Linked DNA regions of Homo sapiens: all the other regions are linked to region 3. Evidence: chromatin loops called from intact Hi-C (ENCODE). Cell type or tissue: heart right ventricle. All regions are shown on one strand.

What was found. Hi-C counts contacts between places; a loop is a spot of excess contacts. Peaks named below come from ENCODE experiments on the same cell type or tissue, not always from the same donor. Only the 100,000 strongest peaks of a DNase experiment are listed, where the experiment ranks them.
Region 1: it touches region 3 in a loop (2.5-fold over the local background); 5 of 110 quality-filtered maps call a loop at or near these places.
Region 2: it touches region 3 in a loop (13-fold over the local background); 18 of 110 quality-filtered maps call a loop at or near these places.

Annotation. Positions count from the first base shown.
Region 1 is chr9:121,636,518-121,644,517 of GRCh38, forward strand. It overlaps a transcript of DAB2IP not described here. Among named protein-coding and RNA genes, the nearest start is that of DAB2IP, 11 kb to the right of the region's middle. In heart right ventricle, CTCF peaks have their summits at 3,689 (motif pointing right) and 3,892; a DNase peak (open chromatin) is centred at 3,723; H3K27ac peaks cover 4,165 bases.
Region 2 is chr9:121,858,239-121,866,238 of GRCh38, forward strand. TTLL11 (tubulin tyrosine ligase like 11) reads right to left here. Exons shown (of 9, transcript NM_001139442.2): 8 at 2,099-2,205. Among named protein-coding and RNA genes, the nearest start is that of DAB2IP, 210 kb to the left of the region's middle. In heart right ventricle, a CTCF peak has its summit at 3,430 (motif pointing left); DNase peaks (open chromatin) are centred at 2,693, 3,133, 3,423 and 4,983.
Region 3 is chr9:121,740,463-121,748,462 of GRCh38, forward strand. All of the region lies in intron 3 of DAB2IP (DAB2 interacting protein), which reads left to right. Among named protein-coding and RNA genes, the nearest start is that of DAB2IP, 93 kb to the left of the region's middle. RefSeq lists an enhancer at 2,200-2,899. In heart right ventricle, a CTCF peak has its summit at 4,058; DNase peaks (open chromatin) are centred at 3,189, 3,617 and 4,039; H3K4me3 peaks cover 2,336 bases; H3K27ac peaks cover 8,000 bases.

The sequences.
Region 1 (8,000 bases), 100 kb before region 3:
ACGCCCAGTTCTCGCTGCTCTCCCCAGCTGAGCAACGCTGGGATCTGTGCTCTCGGGAGCAGGAGGGCCGTCTGGTTTCTCCCAAGTCTGGGCAGGAGGTGGCTGGTACGAGAGTGAGGTAAGCAGCTTGGCCTGTGGGTGCATGGGGCTGAGGAGGAGCCCTGTCTTCTGCCCAGATCCCCACATTGTTCTGAACCGCCAGTCCCATGTCAGCCTGGAGGAGTCTTTGCATGTCTTTACACCACGTCTTGATTCCTCCGTTCTAACAAGCCAAAATGACACGGTGCAGGACTGGGCAGTTTACCAGGCAGCTTCCTGAGTGCAGTCTCATTCAAGTCTTGTGACAGTTCTGGGAGGATAGTATTCAGATTCTACAGAGTGGGGAGTTTGGGCCCAGAGAGGTTAGGGAACTTGCCCTAGGTCACAGAGCTGAGAACCCCCAGGGGTAGGATTTATCCCCTGGACTGTCAGATCCTAAAGCCTTGAGCTCTCTTTTCCTTCTGGACACTTTGTTTTGTAATGCAGGGCTCTGCATGAAGCCATGAGTTCTCTGTAGCCTCCAGCCCCTTCTCATCCTTCATTCCAGTAAGACTTTCCCCCAGGGAGCTGCTATTTGCTTCCTGGAGGAGCCTAGGGAAATTTAGTGTCTCTGAGGCTTGATTTCCCCATCTGCAAAATGGGCATAATAGCACCTTTTCCCTCTGAAGGCTTTTGTGAGGATGCAATGAGACAATTCAAGTCAAGCACTGGGTGCAGTGCCTGGCACAGAGGATACCCTTGAACTCTCTGCTGGCTGAGCCTAGCAAGCACCCGTGGAGTGGGCAGGGCTGGGGCAACCTCCCTATATTTCAGAGAAGCCACTTCGTCCGTGAAACGGTTCCGATGGGTTCCTGCCTTGCTCGGGGAATTGGAAAGGTAGATTGAGATCATGGCTGTGGAGCCTTGAAACCACTGAGTCTGGTGGGGGAAGAAGCAGGGTCTCCCCTGCTGTAAAACTGGCCACTAGAGCTCCAGTGGACATTGAGACGTCTCAGCCAATGGTCTCTCTGTTGGAGGAAGGGAGGGGAGAGGGATTGGGACCCTGCCCAGTTAGCCCCTGAGTAGGAGGCTCAGACCTGCTGAAGGTTTGGGTCTGAAATGACCCCTTGGAATTCCGCGTTGCCTGCCCCCGAATTGCAGCCAAGCTTTAGATTTCTCCCGGGAGAGGCCCAGCCAGTCAAATGTATTATTAAATGGCAGAGAGGCCGAGCGCTGCATGTGAAAGATAATGGGGGAATTTATATGATGGGCTATAAATCACAGAATGAGAAGCCCTGCAACCTGTGGGGAGGAAAATTAAGAAGTCCTGAGCAGTGACTTGTTTGGGGTGGGGGCGGAAGGCATTTGGCCCTGTTTTGCTGTGAGCCTGGCAGGTTCATGATGCACGAGGCCCAGGGGTCCGAGGGGCTCTGATGTGCACACTTCCTATGTACTCAATGGTGACACCCCCCTCCCCCCATTGGCAGCTGCTGTGTGACAATGCCAAGCTGGGCACTGGGTTATGACCTCAGGGAGAGCAGTGTGCCAGGAGAGACAGATGTGAGATGAATCATCAAAAAATATGCAGTCGGCCCTCCGAATCTATGGGTTCTGCATCTGTGGATTCAACCAACCAAGGATTGAAGATAGAAAAAAATTGCATCTGTACTGAACATGTACAGACTTTTTCTTGTCATCATTACCTAAACAATACAACTATCTCCATAGCATTTACATTGTATTAGCTATAAGTATTCTAGAGATGATTTAAAGTATACAGGAGGGTATGCATATGCTATATTTTAATGTCAGGGACTTGAGCGTGCTTGGATTTTGGTATCTGATTGGATTTTGGTATCCTGGATCCAATACCCCTGGGATACCGAGAGACGCCTGTATGGCACTGCACAAAGCAGTGGGCTCCCTGGAGGAAAGGCGCAGGGAGCTCAGAGAGAGTGTTGCAGGAGGGCTGTGGAGGAGGCGGTGAATTGAGAGAGGGGAGTGGTGGTTTTTCTGGAAAGGAAGAGTGAATGCGAGTCAGCCAGGTGGCTCAAGAGAGCTGTGGCAGGGAAGGTGAGCCAGAAAGAGTGGCCAAAGGCCAGCAGGGCCAGGGCAGCTAGGGCAGGGGCTGTGTTTCAGATTTCACTCTGGCTGTTTTATGGAGAACCACACTGAGGAGGCAGCGGAGGATTTGGGGGGACAGTTCGGGGGGATGGAGGTCCCCAAAGGTAGAGATGGCGATGCCCTGGTTCTGGGAGATGTCAATGAAGGTGATGAGGTGGACAGCCTCAAGCTGGAATTTGGAGCTCTGAAGAGCCCATTTCACAGAGCAGGCTCCAAGTCTACAAAGCCAGCCCCATGTCCTGTATCCTAGGAGGTGGGAATCATGGGAGCAAAGACACAAAGGAAAGAAGCAGTGAAGGGCTGGGGGCCAGGGTGGTTGGGGAAGGGATAGGAGTAGGGTGTGGTAAGAGGGAAGATAGGAGTAGGGCTGGGGCCATATCCACTGACCACTATCCTAGGCTAGGACTAGAGTCAAGGCTGTGTGGGATTGAATCCTGTCTCTGCCACTAATCAACTCTTGTGCCTGTAAAATGGGAGAGTAACAGGATTCACTGCTTTTGGTCATTAGAAGGACTTGCTGAATTGACACTGCCTGACAAAGGGGAAGCACTGAATTGGGATTAAGTATGCACTGAGTGGCCTTGGGCAACTCTGCCCTCTCTGAGCTTTGCTTTCTTCTAGCAGGTCTCTGCAAACCCTCTAGGCCAAAGTCCTCTAATCTCCCTGTGCTAGCAGTGTGCAGCTCCCGAGGGTGGTCAGAGCACAGCGGCAAGCTGGCTGTATTGCCTCAGATGGGACCGTGTCCCTCTCTGCCCTGTAAGGGGATACCATGCCTATCAGAGCTGTAAGGGGATATTTTAATCAGCCCAGGACCTGCTGAGGTCAGAGGGCATAGGGACCAGAACAAAGAATGCCAGTCACGGCTGCTGCCTGGCCCTAGATGACCTGCTGGGCCCCAGAATCCAGACCACATGGGGAGCCTGCGGAGGGAGGTGGAAGCTGGGGGCCTCACTGTGGGTCAGGCACTGTTCAAACTGGGTGTTCTCCATTTTGGGCCTCAGTTTGCCCATCTGTACCATGAGGTTTATAACCCCTCCCTGCCTGCAGCACATGGGGTGCTGAAAAAAAGGAACAGGCTGCAGTTTGGACAAAGCAGATTCAGGTCTTTATTGGGGGCTGTGGTCTCAAAGCCTGAGAGAGAGCAACAGGTGGGCGAGTGAGGCTCAGTGCGGCCCACGGATGACCTGCTTTGGAATCACCTGTGGGACCACTGCCCGCTGATGAAAAATGCAGACTCCTGGGCTGTTCCCCAGACTGGCTAACTTAGACTCTGCCCGGTGGGCCCAAGTGTCTGCACTTTAACCCACATCCCAGGGGACTGGAATGTCTCGAAGTCCAAGATCTGAAGTTCTGGGCATCCCCTTCCTTGCATCAGGGGAACAGGGGCCCAGAGGGCATGGGGTCGGCTGGCCCAAGTTGCTTAGGAGACTGGAATCCTATGCCATGCCACTCAGGGGTCCTTCCTGTGCATCGCCCCAGGAGCCCTGGGAGTCCTGGGTGATGCCTGGGGCAAGGGGTACTTTATCCTAGGGCTCCATAGCCCAGCAGGGGGCAGCGCAGATCAGCACCTGCTGAGGGCTCCCCGCTGCTGTGTGGGCCTGGGCTGGGTAGTGCGGATCTAGAAAGAGCTCACTGTTCCGGAGAGGTAGGTGTGGGCCTGGGTGGGAAGACGGGCCTGTGTGTGCATGGGAGCCTGTGTCAGGGGGGCGACAATGAGAGAGAGAGCACCAGGAGGACACAAGAAATGCGACATCAGAGAAAGCAGGCCCAGAACATTGTGAAACTTCCTTACAGCTTCCCGGGACAGAGGCTGCAGGGGAAGAGGAGAGGGCATCTGTTGCCCAAGCTGCCTCCCTAGGACTGTCAGTGGGATTGGGGTGACTTCAGGCCTCCCCACCTCCCCCCACACCATGTCCTCTGGGCTTTTAAATGAGGATCAATCAGAGGTCAGCCCCTCCCCAAGTTCAGCATCAGAGTCAGGAGGGACTAGGGGCTGGGCTACAGGCTAAACTCCAGCCCCAACTCTCCAACTGGCCCTTCCTTACTTTGCCTGCTACAGCTTCCTCTGCTGCTGGGAACCTGTGGGCAGGCCTACGGCGTGGGGTGGGGCCAGTCCTGAGCCTCTGGACCTCTGACTTGAGAGTGGGCTGACCACTAGATCTCTTGAGGCCTTCTGCAGTTCCCAGTTGTGGGAAGGCAGCTTCACTTTCATACTTTCTCAGGGCAATGGGGGGCTGGTTTGGTAGTGAGCTCCCTGTCACCAAAGGTATGCTAGACAAGACTAGGTGAATTTTTCTTCCTCTTAAGCCTTTGGTGACAGGCTAAAGGGTGGGTCCTGGGCCATCCCCTCTTTATACCCCATCTGTCTGTTAATCATTAATTGCCAAGAGAGCTCCTCCTGGGATGGGGTGACTCCTTGGCTATGGGGGATGCTGATATCCAGGATGACCTTGAACTTGTTTTTCTTGGCCCCAAACTTTCTGCTACTTCCTGTTTGAGCAGGTGCAGAAATTATAGGGGCCCAACCCTTCCTTGTTTTCCTGGTAGAATTTCCAGACAAAATGCTCTTCCCAGGATGGGGGCAGAGCTGGGATTGTTCTCACTCCCAAGGGGATTTGAGGAATGAGGATGGCAGAAGCTCCATTTAATTCCCACCTACCTGGTCTTAGGATGCTAGCTATGGGCTAGGTGGGATCCTCAGGAAAGGCCAGTAAATGTGAGAACCGTGGCTCTGGCAGTGCTTGCCTCTCCTCTAACACCAGCTATGGCTCCCATTTATGTTCCAGATTGGACACAGAGGCTCTGAGTGTCAATACCCAATGGCCTTGAACACCCACCCAGGCCAACCCCATTTTGTAGGAGGGGAGGCTGGGGCTGTGAGCCAGAGGAGCCTTGTTCAAAGGCACACAGCAAAGTGAAGGCATTTATTCATCCATTCATTCATTCACCGAGTGCAATCTCTGTGCCAGTTCCTTCACGGTCAGGATTTGCACCCTGGCCTGCTGACCATCCTCAGCTGCCACTCAAAAATAAACTTTCCAGCCTGCCATCCATGTGTCACACCAGGCCTCAAGAGGTAGGTCACTTGTTCCTGGTCCCACAGCCAGCCTGCCTGCCTGCCTGCCTGCCTGCCTGCCTACCTTCCTTCTTTCCTTCTTCCTTCCTCTTTCTTTCTTTTCTTTCTTTCTTTTTCTTTCTTTCTTTTCTTTCTTTCTTTCTGTCCATTTCTTTCCCTTTCTTTCTTTCTTTCTTTCTTTCTTTCTTTCTTTCTTTCTTTCTCTCTTTCTTTCCTTTCTTTCTTTCTCTCTCTCTCTTTCTTTCTTTCTTTCTTTCCTTTCTCTCTCTCTCTCTCTCTCTCTCTCTCTCTCTCTCTTTCTTTCTTTCTTTCTTTCTTTCTTTCTTTCTTTCTTTCTTTCTTTCTTTCTCACTTTCTTTTTTTTTGACAGGGTCTTCCTCTGTTGCCCAGGCTGGAGTAGAGTGACACGATCATAGCTCACTGTAGCCTCAACCTCCCTGGCTCAAGCAATCCTCTCACCTCATCCTCCCAAGTAGCTGGGACTACAGGCACACACCACCATGCCTGGCTAATTATTATTATTGAGACTGAGTCTCACTCTGTCGCCCAGGCTGGAGTGCAGTCGTGCAATCTCAGCTCACTGCAACCTCTGCCTCCCGGGCTCAAGCAATTCTCGTGTGTCGGCTTCCAGATGGGATTTCACCATTGCTGGCCAGGCTGGTCTCAAACTCCTGATCTCAGGTGATCCACCCACCTCAGCCTCCCAAAGTGCTGCAATTACAGGCGTGAGCCACCACACCTGGCTTTTTTTTCTTTTTTTTTTTTTTTTTGTAGAGACAGGGTCTCACTGTGTTGCCAGGGCTGGTCTCAAACTCCTGGGCTCAAGTGATCTTCCTCTCTTGGCCTTCCAAAGTGCTGGAACCACAGCTTCTTTTCTATTAAAAAAAAAAAAAAAAAAAAGAACAGGGGCTTTGAGCCCAGCTCCCTTCATGCACCTCGTTCATCACACATTTATTGAGTGCTATTCTATGCACTGGGCATATGGCTGTGAACTGGACTCACAAGGTTCCTGTCCTCATTAAAGTCTGGGGAAACAAATTAATGAACATCTGAATACACAGATTAGATAGTTTCAGGAAGCGCTATGTGGAAGAAAATAAAACAGGGCAATGGGATATCATGGAGAGATTGGGGCAAAGGCACTTGAGATAAGGGGTCCAGGGAAGGTCTCTGAGGGTGTGATATTTGAGCTGAGGCCTGAATGACAGGAAGGAGCTGTCCATCTGAAGATCTGGGGTTTGTGGGAATGAGGCAGCAGGAACTGGAGATGCAAACGCCCTGAGGTGGGACCACGTTTGGCACATTCAGAGATTGAAAAGTTATCAAGCTGAGTCCAGAACTATCTTAGCCAGTGGCTCCTCAAGAAAGCCACTAGAAAGCTCTTTTAAGAATATAGATTCCTTGGCCCTACCCATCAAAATCTGGATTCAGGGATGCTGGGAGTGGGGCCCTGGAATCTGTTTCTGAATGCTCCCAATGTAGTTAATGGCATCCAGTCCAGCCCCACACCTGTAAGCCTGCCATATGGAGCCATCCCCTTCTTTCATTTTTTGCAGAGGGAGGATCAGAGAGGCACCGTGACTTATTCAAGGTTGCACAGCCACACAGTGACAAATCTAAGCCTCAAGCCCAGATCTCCCACCAGAGTTCTGCCCTTACCACTTCTCTTCTTCCCCTCTGGAGAAGCTGCCTGGGCCTCACCCCAACTTGGTTCTATCTCCCTGTCTATTCTCCCTGATCTCACCCCTCACATAGCCTGCTCCCCAGTCCTCACTGTATCCTCTGCTCCAGCCTCACCATCCTACCCACTGTCTCCAGTACATGCTTTGTTCATTTCCACCTCTGGGGCTTTTCTCATGCTGTCTCTCCCTCCAAGAATATACTTTTCTGCTCGCTATGCAGTCAACTCCTACTCAGCCGTCTAGCTCCATGCCAGTGTCTCCTCCTCCAGGCAGTCTTCCAGGACTTCTCTCTTCTCCAAATTCTCTCAGTGCTGACTCCAGGTCAGATAGGCTCAGCCACTTTTTTCGAATGTTGCCATCATCTCTCCCACTGTTGCTAAGAGCCTGCTCTGGGCTGGGAGCTGTACTGATCAGCTCTGGACTGTCCTCTCAACCAATCCACAAATTAGTGAGAAAAGAAATAGCCAAGGCTAGGCATGGTGGCTCAAACCTATAATCCCAGTGCTTTGGGACAATAAGGTGGGAGAATCACTTAAGGCCAGGAGTTCGAGACCAGTCTGAGCATCATGGCAAGACTGTGTCTCTACCAAAAAGTTAAAAAATTAGCCAGGCATGGTGGCACACACGCCTGTAGTCCTAGCTGCTCGGGAGGCTGAGGCAGGAGGGTCACATGAGCCCAGGCATTCGAGGTCGCAGTGAGCTATAATCCCACCACTGCATTTCAGCCTGGGCAACAGAGCGAGACCTTGTCTAAAAAAGAAGAAGAAGAGGAGGAGGAAGAAGAGGAAGAAGAGGAAGAGGAAGGGGAAGGGGAAGAGGAAGGAAACAAGGAAGGAAGGAGAAAGGAGGGAAGGAAGGAAAGAGAAAGAAGGAAAGAAAGAAAAGAAAGGAAAGAAAGGCTGGGCGCAGTGGCTCATGCCTGTAATCCCAGCACTTGGGGAGGCTGAGGCAGGTGGATCACCTGAGGTCAGGCGTTCGAGACCAGCCTGGCCAACATGGCGAAACCCCGTCTCTACTAAAAATACAAAAATTAGCCAGGCGTGGTGACACACGCCTGTAATCCCAGTTACTCAAGAGGCTGAGGCAGGAGAATTGTTTGA
Region 2 (8,000 bases), 120 kb after region 3:
TGCTTTTGACTTAAAGAAAGGGGAGCTGCAGGGAGCTCGGTGGTCATCTCACTCTAGGACCAGTGAGTAGGAGAAGGCAACCTGGAACGGGCTCGGGTGGATTGGTGTTTGAACCTTATCCACCAGCCATGCCTCTCTAGGCCTCAGTTTCCTCCTCTGCACAATGGAGATAATCATATCTACCTCTAGGAGAATTCTAGCCGGTGCTGCACATGTAAAGTGCCTGCAGAGTGCTTGGCATATAAGAATTGGCCAAGAACTGGCAGCCAGGAGCATCACTACTAAACACAAAGCCAAACAGCAAATGATGTCTGAGCGCCAGTGCCCTGCAGGAAGGACCGGCTGCATCTCTGTAGTTGGGAAGTTTCTGGCCCACATGGGTGTAGGGCAGGATTGGCTAGGGGTGCAACAGCTGCCAGGCAGACTGCCCCCAGGATTCTCCCCAAGGGGTGTCCACTAATAAGATAAACTGCCTCGCACCATCAGCGAGGACTCCAAAGACCTCAGAGCCACCCTGGAGAGCAGGGATTGTTGGCGCCATTTTACAGATGAGGAACTGGAGATAAGGAGGTGGAATGACTTTTCAAGCTGACATGGGCAGGAAATGGCATAATCAATTCTAATCTGGATCTCCCAACCTGACTTCATGTCCTCTCCACAGACTCACAGGAGCAAGCTGCCCCACTCCTCACGACCCGGTGCCTCCCTTCTGTGCGTCCCTTTTGGAGGGAGGCAGCCAGAAGAGGGCGTGGCGTGGGTGCCAGGGTGCTGCGGGCTCACAGTTCCTGTGTGATCTGTGTCACCTGAGCTGCAGTTTACTCGTCTGTGAAATGAGACTCATAATGCCTACTGCACTGGTTTACCGGGACATTTAATGAGGAAATATGCATGAAAGGACCTTGAAGTTTTGTGATGAGCTGTACAAATATCAGTTATGGTTATTATAATTTTTTTAGAAAAACACCCTCTGGGCTGGGCGCAGTGGCTCACGCCTGTAATCTCAGCACTTTGGGAAGTCAAGACAGGCGGATCACTTGAGCTCAGGAGTTCAAGACCAGCCTGGCCAACATGATGAAACCCTGTCTCTACTGAAAAAAAAAAAAAAATACAAAATTAGCCGGGCATGGTGGCTTGCACCTGTAATCCCAGATACTTGGGAGGCTGAGGCAGGATAACTGCTTGAACCTGGGAGGCAGAGGTTGCAGTGAGCTGAGATCGTGCCACTGCAACCACTCCAGCCTGGGCAACAGAGTGAGACTCCGTCTCAAAGACAAACAAAAAACAAAAGAGAGAGAGAGAAACACCCTCTGTGAGAAAAAAGATAGGAAACTCATCCACCTAAAGGTGGGTTCTTCTCACAGAACCCTTCACCACAGAACCTAGAGGATCAAGATCAAATTTTCTTGTGTGGCATTCAAGGCTTTGACAGCTCCCATAACCCCATCTCTACCCCTTCTCACATCCCTTTTTGCTCCAGCCCATCTGGGCTACTTGGTATGGTCTAAGCTCAACAGCCTCACCTGTGTCCAGGCCACGGCCAGGCAATAGCCCTGCCAGAGTGTCTGTCCCAGCCCTGTTCACCAGCTGATCCCGTACACCCTTCTCCTGAAGTCTTCCTTGGCCCTCCCTGGATGAGGAGCTCCTCCGCTGAGTTCCCGGATAGCTTCTCTGAGCTTCTCTCCCTCCGAGCCAGGCATCCTACTACCTAGCATCATTTTCTCATCTGCCTCCCAATGCTACAGTGAATTCTTTCAGGACGAGAACCAAGCACTATACCCTCCAGCCCACCCAAGGCTGGGCCCAGCATCTGCTCAGGAAATGTGTGTGAGGGGTGAACAAATGAATGAATAACTGAGTGTTCCCAGTATGGATGGAATCTGAGCCTTAAGCAAAGGCAAGGAATGCTAACGGTGGTATGAGAATTCGGTAGCAGACAGTGCTCCAGCATTTAAATTCAGCTCAATCCCTGGGATTATGTCTAGATCTGATGGCATCATCTTCTTCCCCCATCTGAACCCTTGACAAGAAGGAACAGAAAATATACCACCCATGCCTGTCAGGACCCCCACAGGCCATGGCAGAGGCATTTGTCAAATACCTGAGTCCCGCTGGTCCAGGGTCATGGAGTTCCACCTCCGTGTGATGTCAATGTAGAGGATGTCCACGGCAGCCATGGACAGGCTGCTGCTGCTGAGTTTGCAGCTCCTGCCAACAATGGGAAGTGACATGTCACTGCCAGCCTGAAACCTGTCCTGTCTATCTCTCCTCCACTCCTGTTAGGGACTGAATGTTTGTCCTCCCCAAATCCATAGGTTGAAATCCTATCCCTCCAATGTGATGGTGTTAGGAGGTGGGGCCTCTGACAGGTGATTAGGTCGTGAGGGTGGAGCCCTTGGGAATGGGAATAGTGCTCTTCTAGGAAGAGACACTAGAGAGCCTGCCTCCTCTCTACTCTCCACCATGTGAACATAGAAGAAGGCAGCCGTCTGCAAACCAGGAATTGGGTCCTCACCAGACATCAGATCTACCAGCACCTTGATCTTGGTCTTCCCAGCCTCCAGAACCATGAGAAGTAAATGTTTGTTGTTTAAGCCACTGAGGCTGTGGCATTTTTGTTCTAGCAGCCTGAACCGACTGACATTGTTTTTGTTTGGATTGTGTTCTGGGTCTGGAATGTCCTCCCTTACCACAGCTGGAACTACCGCAGGGTGACTGGCATGGAGCCATGGTAGAGAAGGCAGTGATGTAAGTGAGGTTAGATCCTCAGGTTCCTGTAAGTTCAGCCATTTGGTTAGTTATGGGTCTAACAGGCTGGAAAGAGCAAGAACTTTAGAAAAGCAAGGCAAGTGTTTTTTTTTTTTTTTTTGGATACAGAGTCTTGCTCTGTCATCCAGGCTGGAGTGCAGTATTGTAATCTCGGCTCACTGCAACCTCTGCCTCCTGGGTTCAAGCAGTTCTCCCTACGTCTGTCCCCTGAGTAGCTGGGATTACAGGTACCCAGCTAATTTTTATATTTTTAGTAGAGACGGAGTTTCACCATGTTGGCCAGGCTGGTCTTGAACTCCTGATCTCAGGTGATCCGCCCGCCTCGGCCTCCCCAAGTGCTGGGATTACAGGCGTGAGCCACTGTGCCTGGCCAGGAGAGCAAGTCTTGAGTTGTAGCCTGGCTCTGCCACTTGGAAGCTGCATGGCCCTGGTTAAAACATTTCACCTTTCTGAGTCTCGGTGTCCTCATCTATAAAACAGGTGGTCTTTATTATAGTCATTGTGTGTCAGCCTGACCTTGCACAGCAATGTGGGTCCCTGCTTGCTCTAAAAGAGAACAAACTCCACATGTCAAGAAATACCACCAGCAACGTGTCCTCATCTTCCTATCTCTTAGTCTCCAGAAGGAGGAGGGGAAGCTAGGCCCTCGGCACTGCCCTCTCCTGGAGTGTCCAGGCAGCTGACGGTGTCATGCTCAGATGACCCAAGGATGACAGCATGTCAACAGTACAGGCTGAAGCCATCACTACTGTCCAGAAGCAATTTCCCACTGGAAATGCTCACCAGATGAGTCCCTGAGGACAAATCTATGGACAAGGGCTCAAGGCTTCTGTACTTTACCCATCTCAATCTGTCACCTGAAGATTCTACATAAGCCCTGAATCAGCCACACTAAGCCCCAGATTTATAAAGCAGAACAGCACAGGCTGGGTCCTTGCTGCTCTGTGTGGGCTGACACAGAATTGCTGGGGAGGTTCCTTGTTCCTGACTTTAGGGGAGTCACCTGGAATTGACAGGAGGATTGTGGGGGACGGGCCTCTGAGCTTTGGATGCTCCACTTGTTTAGGTGCAGGGAGGCCACAGTAACCAGGTTTTCAGTCTGATGTCAGCATTGGTGCTCCCTGTCCATGCCACAGCAGGGGTGTTTAGAATCCTCCTACCCCTCCCCAGCTTTTTTTTTTTTTGGTCTGGAAATGTGGAGGGGAGGGCAGTCTGGTATGCCAAAAAGAGCATGATTTAGGCATCAGACAGATTAGGATTTAAATCCTGACTGGAATCTTTTCTAGCTGTGTGACTGTGGGGAATTTACTTAAACCTTCTGTGCTTTTATTTCTTGGGCTCTAAAATGAAGATGATAATACCTGCCCACATGGTTGTGAGTACATGCCAAGAACCCAGCATGGTGCCTGTCACCTGGTAGGCCCACAGCAATTGTGAGTTCCCTTCCCCAACTCTCTCCCCCTTTTCCCTTTTCTTCCTCTAGATCTAGAGCCATCTCACCCCAGAGGCTGCCTGGAGCCCAACCTTTCAGTGAGTGACCCTGCCCGTTCTGGAGAAATGGAGTACACCAGTTGGAATATCTGTGTACAGGGCTTGGGCTCTCTCTTCAGACTGGAAGCAGCCCTTGGCTTGTCCAGGTGCACCCCTGTCCTGGACAGGATCGTGCTGGGAGGCCTGTCCCAAGGCAGGCTAGATTTGTCCAGGGAATCCTGAAAGCTAGGCCTCTGGGCCAGCTGTCAGGTTGGCTGAACTACATTCAATGCCGCTTTCAACTTTTCAAACGAATCCACATCCACTGCCTCAGCTAATGGTGAAGTGGCTCTTTGATTTCCCATTTGCCATTATCCCTTGTGTGAATAGCTCTGTTAGGGACCGGACAGGGGAGGGGTTGATTGGCAAGCAGGGTTTGGGCATCAGAGGCCCCTCTCCAAACCCAAGCGCACCCCTAATGACAGTGGCTGGGCATGTGCCCCGCATGGTGCCCAGACGAGCCTGGTGCTCCTTGTATGCCAGCACACTTTCTTGCCCCCTTCCTCCCTCCTCCCTTTCTTTCTTCCCGCCTGTATTTCCCAGGCCATCAATGCACATCCTGCTTCCTCCTGGGCTCCTGCTCCGTATTTCAATCACGAGTCGCGGTGGCAGACTTCAAAGCACATCAGCACACGGTTATTGAGCCCCAGTAACCACATGTCAATGGACGCGGAGGTTTTCACGTCACTTGTCACCAAGACGGCTATCTACTGGGTTCTGTGGGGGAGGATGGTCCAGTCTCTCCCAGGGTATTCGAACAGCCTGCATTGCTAATTTACAAAGCTTCATTAGGAACAGCCACAGTGTCCTTTAATTATCATATCAGTGTCCTCTGGGCTACCTGCTCTTCCACAAGTCAGGAGCGCTGCCTAGCTTGCTCTGTGGGTTAATAGAGTATTAAAAGGGAAACCAAACTGACCACTGGTATATAGTCATTTTTTTTCTGACAGGTAGAAAATAGAAGTGTCAAACCTTTAGCAGGAGCCGTAATTTACCAAAGAAATTCTCCGTTTATTCCCTTTCCAAGGTAACTCTTCCTCCCTAGTGATGCCTGCAAATATAGTTGATTGCAGCATCTGCTACTGGGACAGAGGAGGGATCCATGCTGGCTGCGGTAGGCAGGAAATGCAAATGCCTTAAAAGAATCTTGATTCTGTAGGCATTTCTTGGGCACTATCTGTATGCTAGGGCTTTTCTTGCTCATCAGCTCTCTGGATTTTAACCATTCCTTGAGGGTGGTATTCCTGATCCCATTTCAATGAAGCGTATGCTGAGGCTCAAGAGATGGGACGTGACTTGCCCAACGTCACACAGCCGGAATTCACATCTAGTCCATCCTTGGAAGATAGAGTAGTGGGCTTGGGAGCTGTGGGGAGATGGCCCAGTCCAGGGCTGCAGGAGGGATTCAGGAATCAAGAAACCAGGTCTCAGGCCAGGGACCAGAAGGGTTGGAGCCTCTAAAGCACTCCTGTGGCAAGCTTTGGGATATGGGGCTGGGGCTAAGCAACCAGGGTGCTTGGATTTGCCCTGTGGTTACCAAACATTCTCAATAAACTCAAACAGGAAATGAATGACTCCAACAGTCAAGATATCAAGACTTTGGAATGAATTTTTCATCCATCTATCCACTGAATGAGAATTTATTTGTGTCCTCTCTGTGTAGGCAGTATTCTGGGCTTGGACAGCAATGAATTGCTGAATGGGCCTTGGATACCGTTCTCAGAGACTATACGTGATCTTAGAGTCTGGGGTAAAAATGTGGCTCTTAATCATTGAGAACAGTTTTCCCTTATGCCTGGGGATGCAGCTCTTCAAATGACTAATGAGTGGAAGGATAAATTCTTCAGTGGAAGAAAAGTCCAGGAAATAGAGTACCATGAGAAGCCAGAAAAGTTTCTAGGAAAGGATAGGTTAGAAATGTACATGGAAAAGATGAGCTTTGGAGTCAAATGCACATGAGTTTGAACCTTGGTTTTGCTGCGTAACCTTGTGCAGGTCATGGAAGCTCTCTGCGTCTACATTAGGAAATTTCGATTTGCACAGTAAGAAAAAGGCTGCTCACCGTACAAGGATCTTTTAAGGACTAGCTCAGTGCCTGGCACACATGGGGAAGTGGCAAATGGCAGTTCCCATCCTTCCTCTCTGATGTAGAACCAGTTTGAAGAAATAGTCTGTTTTTGTTTTTGTTTTTGTTTTCCAGAATCAAAGGAATTTGGGCACATAGGATGGGAGAGAATCACAAATCATTTAAGTTCATTAGGAGTCCAAGTATAGAAATATTTGAAATGATCATTCTCATTTCCTCTTAACAACTACTGACATCTCATGGGAAATTTAGGAACCAACTTTTTCCACTCCATAAAATCCTATTTATAGAATTTCTTTTGTGTTCATCCTTCTCTGTGCAGAAAAGAAGCTTTTTTTTTCTTCTGGAGAGGATTCTATAATGTGAAAGCTAACAAATGATCAATATTTATTTTTTAAAAACCACACTACCTAAACATCTAAGGGGGCAAGAAGACAACTCCAGTTTAAAATGTATGACTTCGAAAGGCCATTGACATCCAAGGCATGCAATATTGCTGGAAAGGGATTGTCACAGAAGCAGGGGAGATTATCAAAGTCACTGAGGAGTTAATGACAGAGGGGGAAGCAAGGCCCCTTACGCTCCTATTCTAGAACATTCTAACACACCACGTTGCCTCTCAGAGAATAAAGCCCCCCGCAGCTACCCATTACGAAGCATGTTAATACCTCCTTATGATAAAAGGGAGTGGAAGGGGAAAGGGGAAAGGAAGAAAAACCTTCCCCTCATTCAAAAGGAGGCCCAGGATCAGAAGCCACCCAGTGGGAGAACCTCACATGAAGCAAATGCTCACGATACAGAGAAGATGCTGCATTTCCTAGAAATAAACCTGGTTTTGGCAAACTGCTTAATTTCTGGGCTGCCATCACGAAAAATGCAGCATACGCAAACTGATGTCCAATTCTGATGTGGGACACATTTGTAAAAATTTTCCTTCGTGAATTACATAGATGCCCCCCAAATCAGTAATCCAATGGAAGGAGAATGACAAAAATGCATCTCCCTCCAAGAAAGCTGTCAAGCTGAAGAATCAATCAGATAATGTCTATTTCTCGGGGAAAAAGGTGGCTTCACACCCCAGCAATTATTATAAAATAAAATGTTAAAAAAGAAAGAAGAAAAGAGGCACTTAATTCATGGTAATATGCACTACTATTATGTGCCTCCTGAGGAAGTGACATGAAAAGCTGGTTAGAGAGAGTTAAGTCTAGACGAGAGAAGAACAGTTCATTATTTCTTATTTCTTGGTGAAAAAGAAAAATAGAATATGGCCAGACTGGCATTAGCATAATTCACTCCGAAAACTGCTGATCTATGCAGCACATTATGAGAGATGGACACTGGAAATAAATTCAATTGGAGTGTTTATTATTTTCTTCCCTCTAGTTCTCTTCAAGGAGCTTGGAGAGAGAGAGTGGGTAGAACAGATGAAAAGCAAGTTCAACTTCTGCCATTTGCGTGGGAGCGCTGAGAGGAGTGTATATCTCGCCAGTGAATATGTCTTTTTCAAAGTGCTCCTGAGAAGGGCACTTGGTTCGATTTAACATATGGCATTAATATTATTAATTCATAATGAAGCAAAATTTAAACCAAAGTGGAACAGAGAGAGAGAAGGGTT
Region 3 (8,000 bases):
TGTCTTTCCCAGAGCAGAGCTAGACTTCCTTTACACCAAGGGTATTTCTCTGGAAGGCTCCTTTATGTGTTTGGCTTCTGGAGAAGTTTGAGATGTTTTACACAATATTTTGGTGGCCAGGAGCTCTAACCCTCACCCCCAACAACCCTGCCCCAAGACTTTTTGCTGGCTCTGGGGAGGGTTCAGAATGCATCGGCTTGAGGGTGCAGGGTTGGCATACACAGCTGGAGATAACATAATGTCTGCTAGACGCCTGGTGGGTTTCAGTGTCTGTTGAATGAATGGCACTCAGATATTTGAGTTTGGGGTTCCCAGTTGCTTTGTTAAATGCTTTTCCTGGTTAACCAGTGTTTTTACATCTGTTATCTGCAGGGGATAGTGTATTACCTCATTTTATACATGAGGAAACTGAGACTCAGGAAAGTAAAAGGATTTGTCCAGGGTTCCACAGTTGCTAAATGACACGACCAGAATTGGAGCCTGGGCCTGCAAAACCCCCAAATTGGGCCTCTTCTTACTGACTAATCCTGGGGGTGAGGTAGTAAGGGTGGAGGTTAAGGCACCCAGGTCTCCTACTACCTCTCAAGAATAGTGGCCAGATGTTCTGCCAGGGCTCCAAGGCATTCCTTCTGCCTCCCACCCACCTGTTTCCTCTGATGCTCGACACCCCCTCCTCTCCCCACATGCGCACCAGATGCATTCGGCTCCAGGAAGATAGGATGAGGCAAGCCTTGAACCTTGTCAAACCTTGGGGATGCTTGCGGCAAAGCCTGTAGCTTTTGGGGAGGCTGTTTCTGCAACAGGCGTGTAGGGTGGCCCTATGGCTGATGCAGAACTCCCCATAGGTAAGGTGAGCTCAGCCGGATCACATGCCATGACCACACGTGAGCATGGAAGACAAACCCAGAGAGGTCTGGAGGCAGGGCCCCTCCCGGAGAGGCAAAGCCACTTATGCTGCCTCCTGACAGCCTGTGTGGCTTTAGGCTCTCGCTTCCCTCCTGCTCTGCCCCTCCTACTCACCCAGCAGACTTGCTTAGTCTGGGCTTGGGTAGCCGAGACAGGTTGTTTTCAGGCCTCAAAGGATTTGGGCCACAGCCCAGCCTTTCTCAGTGTTTCTCACCTTCTGTCCTTGTCTCCTTATGGGACGGAGCAGGCATCTGGAAGGTGGCAGAGGGGTGATCCTGCCTGGAAATCACTGAGGGTCCTTTTATAGAAAGAAACAGGCTGAGAGAAAGAAATGACTTGGCCACAGTCACTACCCAAGAGGCTAGTTTCCTGTTTGTGCCTCCAGCTATCCTGGGGCAGCTTCCTTCACCCCAGCTGAAAGCAGGCTTTTGTTACGCGCTCACTCTCAGCAAGGCTTTGTTCTGTATCCTCTCGGCAATCCTATGAGGTAAATAATATTATGTCCATTTTTGAGGAGGAAACAGAGAGGCCTAGGGAGGTGACTTAACCTGTCCAAGACCACACAGGTTACAAGTGGCAGAGTCCGGGTTTGAACATAGCCTGGCTTCAGAGCTCATTTTCTTTACCATCAGGCTACACATTCTGAAACTTATTTGGCTTCCAGGCATCACAGAAACAGAGTGAGGGTGCTAAATCCTTGAATGACTCAGCCCCTGTGGAGTTGGACCTGAAGACGCCTCCTGGCCTTGGCTTTTCTGACCAAAGATAGCCACACTGGGCAGGGCACGGTGGCTCATGCCTATAATCCCAGCACTTTGGGAGGCCAAGGTGGGTGGATCACCTGAGGTCAGGAATTTGAAACCAGCCTGACCAACATGGTGAAACCCCGTCTCTACTAAAAAAATACAAAATTAGCCAGGTGTGGTGGCCCATGCCTGTAATCCTAGCTACTCGGGAGGCTGAGGCAAGACAATCACTTGAACCCGGGAGGCAGAGGTTGTAGTGAGCTGAGATTGCGCCGTTGCACTCCAGCCTGGGCAACAAGTGTGAAACTCCATCTCAAAAAAAGAAGATAGCCACACAGCACCTACTGTGGGCCCAGCCACTCCAGGTGCCAGAATGGCCCACGCTTCTCTGAGGGTGCCGTAGACCAGGTGCTGAGACGCAGACAGTCCAGTCTCTCTTCCCTTCCTCTCCCCATCCCACTCCTATTCCAGTAACTAGGCAGGCCCTGCCCACCCTTGCCCCAGGAGAAGCTCCACTCTTGTGGACAGTGGAAGGGCCTCGGCCAGCTTGCCTGAGTCCTGGGCTTGGAAGGACGGTTGCCCCCATCTGCCTTGGTTCCCTGCACCTGCCTTTTCTTCCCCGCATCCTCCCTCTGACTGCCCGCTTTTCTCTGCTTTCACCTTCCCCTAGTGTTCCTCTTCTTTCGTGTTGTGTCAGAAGCCATGATTTCCAGTCTTCTCATCTGGAAGATGAAGGAAAAGATAGACCCGACCCCACAGGGTTCTGAGGCTCAAACTGAAAGCCTGGTGGTGGGGCACCTGTGACAGGTGAGACTCCTCATCTTGCCCCCTTCTTTCTTCATCATGAAGAAGAGACACTGGAGGATGTGGAGCAGTTGGGGCCTGTGGTCCAGGTGGGATGGAGCAGTCAGGGCCTCGTGGAGGGAGCAGGTGGGAGGAATACTCTGGCTGGGATGGACCTCACGGGGTGTGGCCCAGCTTTGCAGCTGACTTGCATGAAGTCCTGGCGAGCTGGGGAGCCCTTGCACCCTCAGCTTCCTCATCTGAAAGATGGGGCAATGGTAATGCCTGTCTGTGGAGTGGTGAGGAACAAATGAGACTGGGCCACAAAGTACCCAGTGCTGTGCCCAGCACATAGTGCCCAAAGAGGGCTGCTATCTCATCTCTTATTCCTGAGATTTAGCTTCCTTGTTTTGTTTTTGAGCTCTTTGGGACCTTCGTGGACTTTGAATTTTTACTATTGTTCATTGTGTCTAAAATCTTCCTCAGAAGCCGAGGGCCTCTAACCTGATCATGAATTTTGGAGTTTCGTTTTTTGTTTTTTTTTTCTTTCCTGTTTCCTGTATAGGAAAAAGGGACCTGTACCTTTAAGACCCCAGCAGGCCCAAGTAGGACACTGGCCCTTTAAAAGCACATTACAGAGAGTTGGAACATAGCCTTTGTTGAACTAGCCATGATTAGTCCCAGCGGACAGGGCTGGAGTGGCATGTCTGGGATCAGGGCGGGGCTAGGCTGGCCGGGGCCAGCCAGGAGCAGCGGACAGCAGGAAGGCTCGCCCGGCCACTCGGCTTCCCGAGCCTGGTGGCTATGCTGAGGGATGGTGAGTGGCCTGAGCGGAGCTTAGAATAAGAGAGGCTGGGAAAGCCAGGAGGGAGGCAGCCCCAGAGCCCAGGGAGACCTGAATGAGCTGGGCGGCAGCAGACACCCTCAGTGAGTGACTGTCACAGGAGCTGGTCCCAGGAGGGACTCCGGAGCACCCTGCCCCTCTACGCAGACATCCACTGCCGGCCCAGAATGTAGAAACGGTTAGGAGGGACCTGTGAAAAAGCGGGACACCAAGAAGAGCACTGTTGCTGTTTTTAGTTTTTAAAATAAGAGGAAGCCCAGTGTGAGTTGCTCTGTCCCCCAGGCGCGGTGTCCCCTGTGGTGTGCTCCGTTGAGAACTGGGAAATGCCAGGGACTGCTGACAAGTTTTCTGAGCTGAGGAGCTTGGCCTTTGCTCTGAGTGGCCGAACCTTTGGCTGGCTGGGTGGGGCTGCACTGGGGTTTGGGGGCCATGGTATCTCTGCCCCAGCTCCTCAGCAGAACTTTGTTTTTTCTTCTCCCTTCCTGCTTCCACTCCCTAGTCCATGGGGCCCAGGCCCACTGGGTGGGGTGGAGGCGGGTGGGAGACTGGGAAGACTGTGTCTGGGCCAGGAGCGTGTTTTGGCTCTGCTTGAATATTTGAAACAGTTGTCAGAAGCCAGATCACTTTGGTGTGGTAGCGTCTTTACTGGGCAAGTACCCATTTCTGAAAAAAAGTCAGAGGAAGGATTGGGCTTGTTACAGCCAAGTCTCAGTGCAGGTTGGTCCTAACCGCCTTCATTGCCACGGCTGGGGGCGGATGAGACTGCCTGCCAGTAGGTGTCCTCACTGTTTTACAGACAGCCACCCAGGAGGTGACAAAGGCAGGGCTCAGTACATTTCTGGTGACCCAGGCTTCCTGTAGTTACTTAAAAGTTGGTGCATTTGGTCATAGGATTTTTGTAGGTTTGGTGAAAACCTGAGGCATTGACGGGCAGTGAAGAGAGTTTGAAGTTAGAGCCGAAGTGCCAGGTGTCCTGTTCCACCCTTGTGCCTGTGAATCGTGACCTCAGGCAAGCTGTTTGACCTCTCTGAGCCTCTGCTTCAGAGCAGAGGGCGTGTGCATAGGCGCAAACCCTGGAGGGAGTTGTCAGTTCTGGGGGAGGCTTTGTGGAGGTGGTGGCCTTTGAGCCAGGCGTAGACGGATAGGCTGCTGGAGTGCAACCCCTTGAGCAGAGGCGTGCAGTTTAGCATGATGAGCCAGATAGGGCCAAGCAGGGCTGGCATGGCTGGGTTGGGACCTGGAAACGTAGCTTGGGAAGCTGGATTTTAAGTATGTTGCTTTCTCAGTTGGAATCCTGTGGGCCAGGTGGCAGATGACAGGGCTAGCTTAGCCTGGAGTCAGCCAGTGTGGAATGTGGGGGAAAAGGGCAGACGGTGAAGTCTGACACACTGGCCTTGGGAAGCCCCTGGAGGTGTCAGAGCCTCATTCTTTGCTGCAGTTAGCTGTGTGAGGGTCAGAGGTGCAGAGACAGCCCTACGTGCCCTTCCCAGGTATGTGGGCTCACTGTGGTGTGGTGGGTGAGCAGGTACTTGAGAGCCACAGGTGGCTTTGGTGCATGGTCACTGGCAGCAGGAGGAACTCAGCAGCCACACTCCTGGTTTTCTTTGACATGGTGTCTGAGTTTCTGCCCGTGCCAGTGGCCTGGAACCCTGTGGCTTACTGAGAGCCACTTTCCTGCTGTCTTGCTGCTGCTGAACACTCCTGGTTGTCTCCTGCTAGTTACAGCCTGAGAAGCAGCTGCTCTGGTGCCCCACGCAGACTTCCAGACCTCAGGCTTTGGGAGGAATGGGCAGCTGACATCCCTAGGCCCATAGCCCCACATGCTCCTGCAGACATAGTGGAGGCGCTCAGTGGCTGTGCTGGTGGCTGGATCAACTCTGCCCAGGATTGGGGCGGGGCGGGGGTGGGGGGTGGGGTGCCTTAGCATGATACATCTTCAGCAAATTGTGCCAGGAGGCAAGGGCAACCCACTTGACGGGGTAGGATGCTGAGGTGCAGGAGAGGCCCATCCGAGGTCCACACTCCTTTGGCCCAGTGCTCCTTCCCTTCACATCTTCACCTCTTCTGTCTCTCTGAGCTCAAGCTGCCAACAAGGAGGGAGCCTCTGTCCCAAATGGTGGCTGGAATTGAAGAGATAGCTGAGCTGGAGTGACCACTGGGGCTGGAGTCTAGGGTGCCAGCATTTGTTCGTAGATTTGTCCATCTCTTCTTAAATGGGGGTCTTTCAGATTCCTGCTTAAAACGGCCTGTACTCTGGAGCCTGCTCTTGAGGTAAGGGGGTAGAGCAGGTGAGGTGGTCTGGGGTCAGTTGGCAGAGGGGCTTTTTGAGAGCTCAGCTGTGGGGGGAGAGTCAGGAAGGATCTGCTGGGCAGAGTGAGAGACAGATCTTGGAAATGTCCTGGGCCCAGGAAGAAGCCAGGAGCATCCAGAGAAGTGCTGGCAGGAAGGGCGTGCGGGAAGGGACAGAATGCCCCGGGAAGGCAGTCTCAGCCCAGCCTGGATGGTAATGGGGGCAGCCAGGGCTGGTTACTGAGGCTGTGTATGGAGAGCTCGCTGCAGGTCAGTTGAGCCCTACAGCCAAAGGTGGTGGTGTCCCTGTTTTCCAGATGAGAAAACTGAGGCACACAGGTTAATTAATTTGACCAAAGTCACAGAGTTTTGTGTGTGTGTTTTTAAGGAACCATGCCTGCTTACCACCTTCAACCAGCATAGTGCCAGGAGCTGGGGCTCTGCGGACAAATGGCTGGTCCTTGGTTGAGGCAGGAAACCTGGCCCTCAAGGATGAGGGAAGGAGGCCATCCCTAGATCACCCCAACATGAATGGCCCACCTGGTCCCAGGAAGTAACGTGGCATGGCGCCCAGGTCTTGGGTGGAGGAGATGAGATGGAAGAAGATGCTGCCTCTGCCCCCGCATTCTAGGGGGGGCCCAGCATGAGCTAAGGAGGGCTTCCTGGATGTGGAGAGCTGGGAGGAATTAGATAAGCCAGAGGGGAAGCACTTCCTGGAGAATGGAAATACTCGCTTTTCAGCTAATTTATTCTTTTGTTTCATTATCATTTCCCACTTGGGTCTCGCATCCCCAGGGCCCTGAGGTGGCTGTTGGAGGTATTTATGGTCCCGGGTGGGGTGCAGGGACCAGTTAGAAACCAGTCCCACTCAGGCCATGATGCATGGGTGTGTTCACATGTGAGGAGGAGCCAGGCACAGACTGAGCTCAAGGAGAGGGAACGCATGGGTCAGGGCCTTGAAACATTCTCAGGAGTGGTGCTGAGTGGAGAGATGGGGGAGGGCAGTGGGCTAGCATGTTTGTGGTGGGCTCTAGAGCTTGGGAGCTTCAGAGTTGCTGCAGTTGTGGCTGGGGTTGGAGCCCCAGGTGCTGTGCAGGGAGGTTGGGCTCTTTTCCTGGGGCTGGGGGTAGGGGGACTGTCACTCTCCCTAAACTTTCTGAGCAGCCAGGCTAAGCCTGATAGTTTTTCCTACAGGCCAGGGAGGGCTGCAGGGTTGTCCCTGCTCAGAAGCAAGAGGGGCAGGGGCAGCTAGCCCACAGCTCACTTCTGATTTGCCCACCACTCACCCTCGTCAATGAGTGTTCCTTAGATGCTTTTTTTTTTTTTTTTTCCCCTGAGACAGAGTCTCGCTCTGTCGCCCAGGCTGGAGTGCAGTGGCACTATCTTGGCTCACTGCAAGCTCCACCTCTCAGGTTCACACCATTCTCCTGCCTCAGCCTCCCGAGTAGCTGGGACTACAGGCGCCCGCCATCACGCCCAGCTAATTTTTTGTATTTTTGGTAGAGATGGGGTTTCACCGTGTTAGCCAGGATGGTCTCGATCTCCTGACCTCATGATCCACCTGCCTCGGCCTCCCAAAGTGCTGGGATTACAGGCGTGAGCCACCGCGCCCGGCCTAGATGCTCTTCTTTTAAAATTCAGGGCACTTCGCTGTTCTGCTGAGGTTTATGAATGTTTAAAAACTGCTTTGCGGTCCCCAAAGTAATTTGACAAGTCTGACAGCTATTGATTAAAAACCCGAAATTATTCAGGCTGCAGGATGACTTGGGGGATTAGATGGAAAGTTTTTTGTTTCTTCTCTCTCTCTCTGCACCCCTCCTCCCCCGCAAAAAAAAAAAAAAGAAAGAAAGAAATAAGATGTGGAAAGGTAAATGTGTTCCTGAATGTTTTTTGAAAACTCCATTAGGCTTGCACAGTTTATACGGGGAGAGGATGTTGAAGGCTGCCTCTCATTCAGGAGCCAGTACCAGCGCCCTCTCGAATCCCTGGTCTCTCCGGAGCTTTGGCCCAAGTCACCCCAGGCAGCAGTGAGATGTTGCTATTACATTATTACAGGTGATGGTAGTGGTGTTGGTAGCAGTTATGATAGTTTATGGTCCCTTATGTTCTAGGGAGTTGACGTAGGGTTTTTGTGGCTTTCTCTGAAGTAGCTCAGCGTGTGAGGAAATGGCACCTAGAAGGGGGAGGAAACTCGTTCAGGGTCTGTGATAGACCTTAGATACAGCTGGGATAGAGACCAAAGACTCCTTCAGGGAGAGGAACGGGCCGTTGCTGGGGTGCTGGGCTGATTGGATGCCTGGCCTCCAGGCCTGACTCACTGTGAGGTAGGTGCCAAGAGTGTCCCACAGAGGGTGACCAGGCCGTTAGAACCCCAGCTTTCACTTCTGGACCATGTGACCTAGCCAAGCCACTCCCTGTCTCTAAGCCTCAGT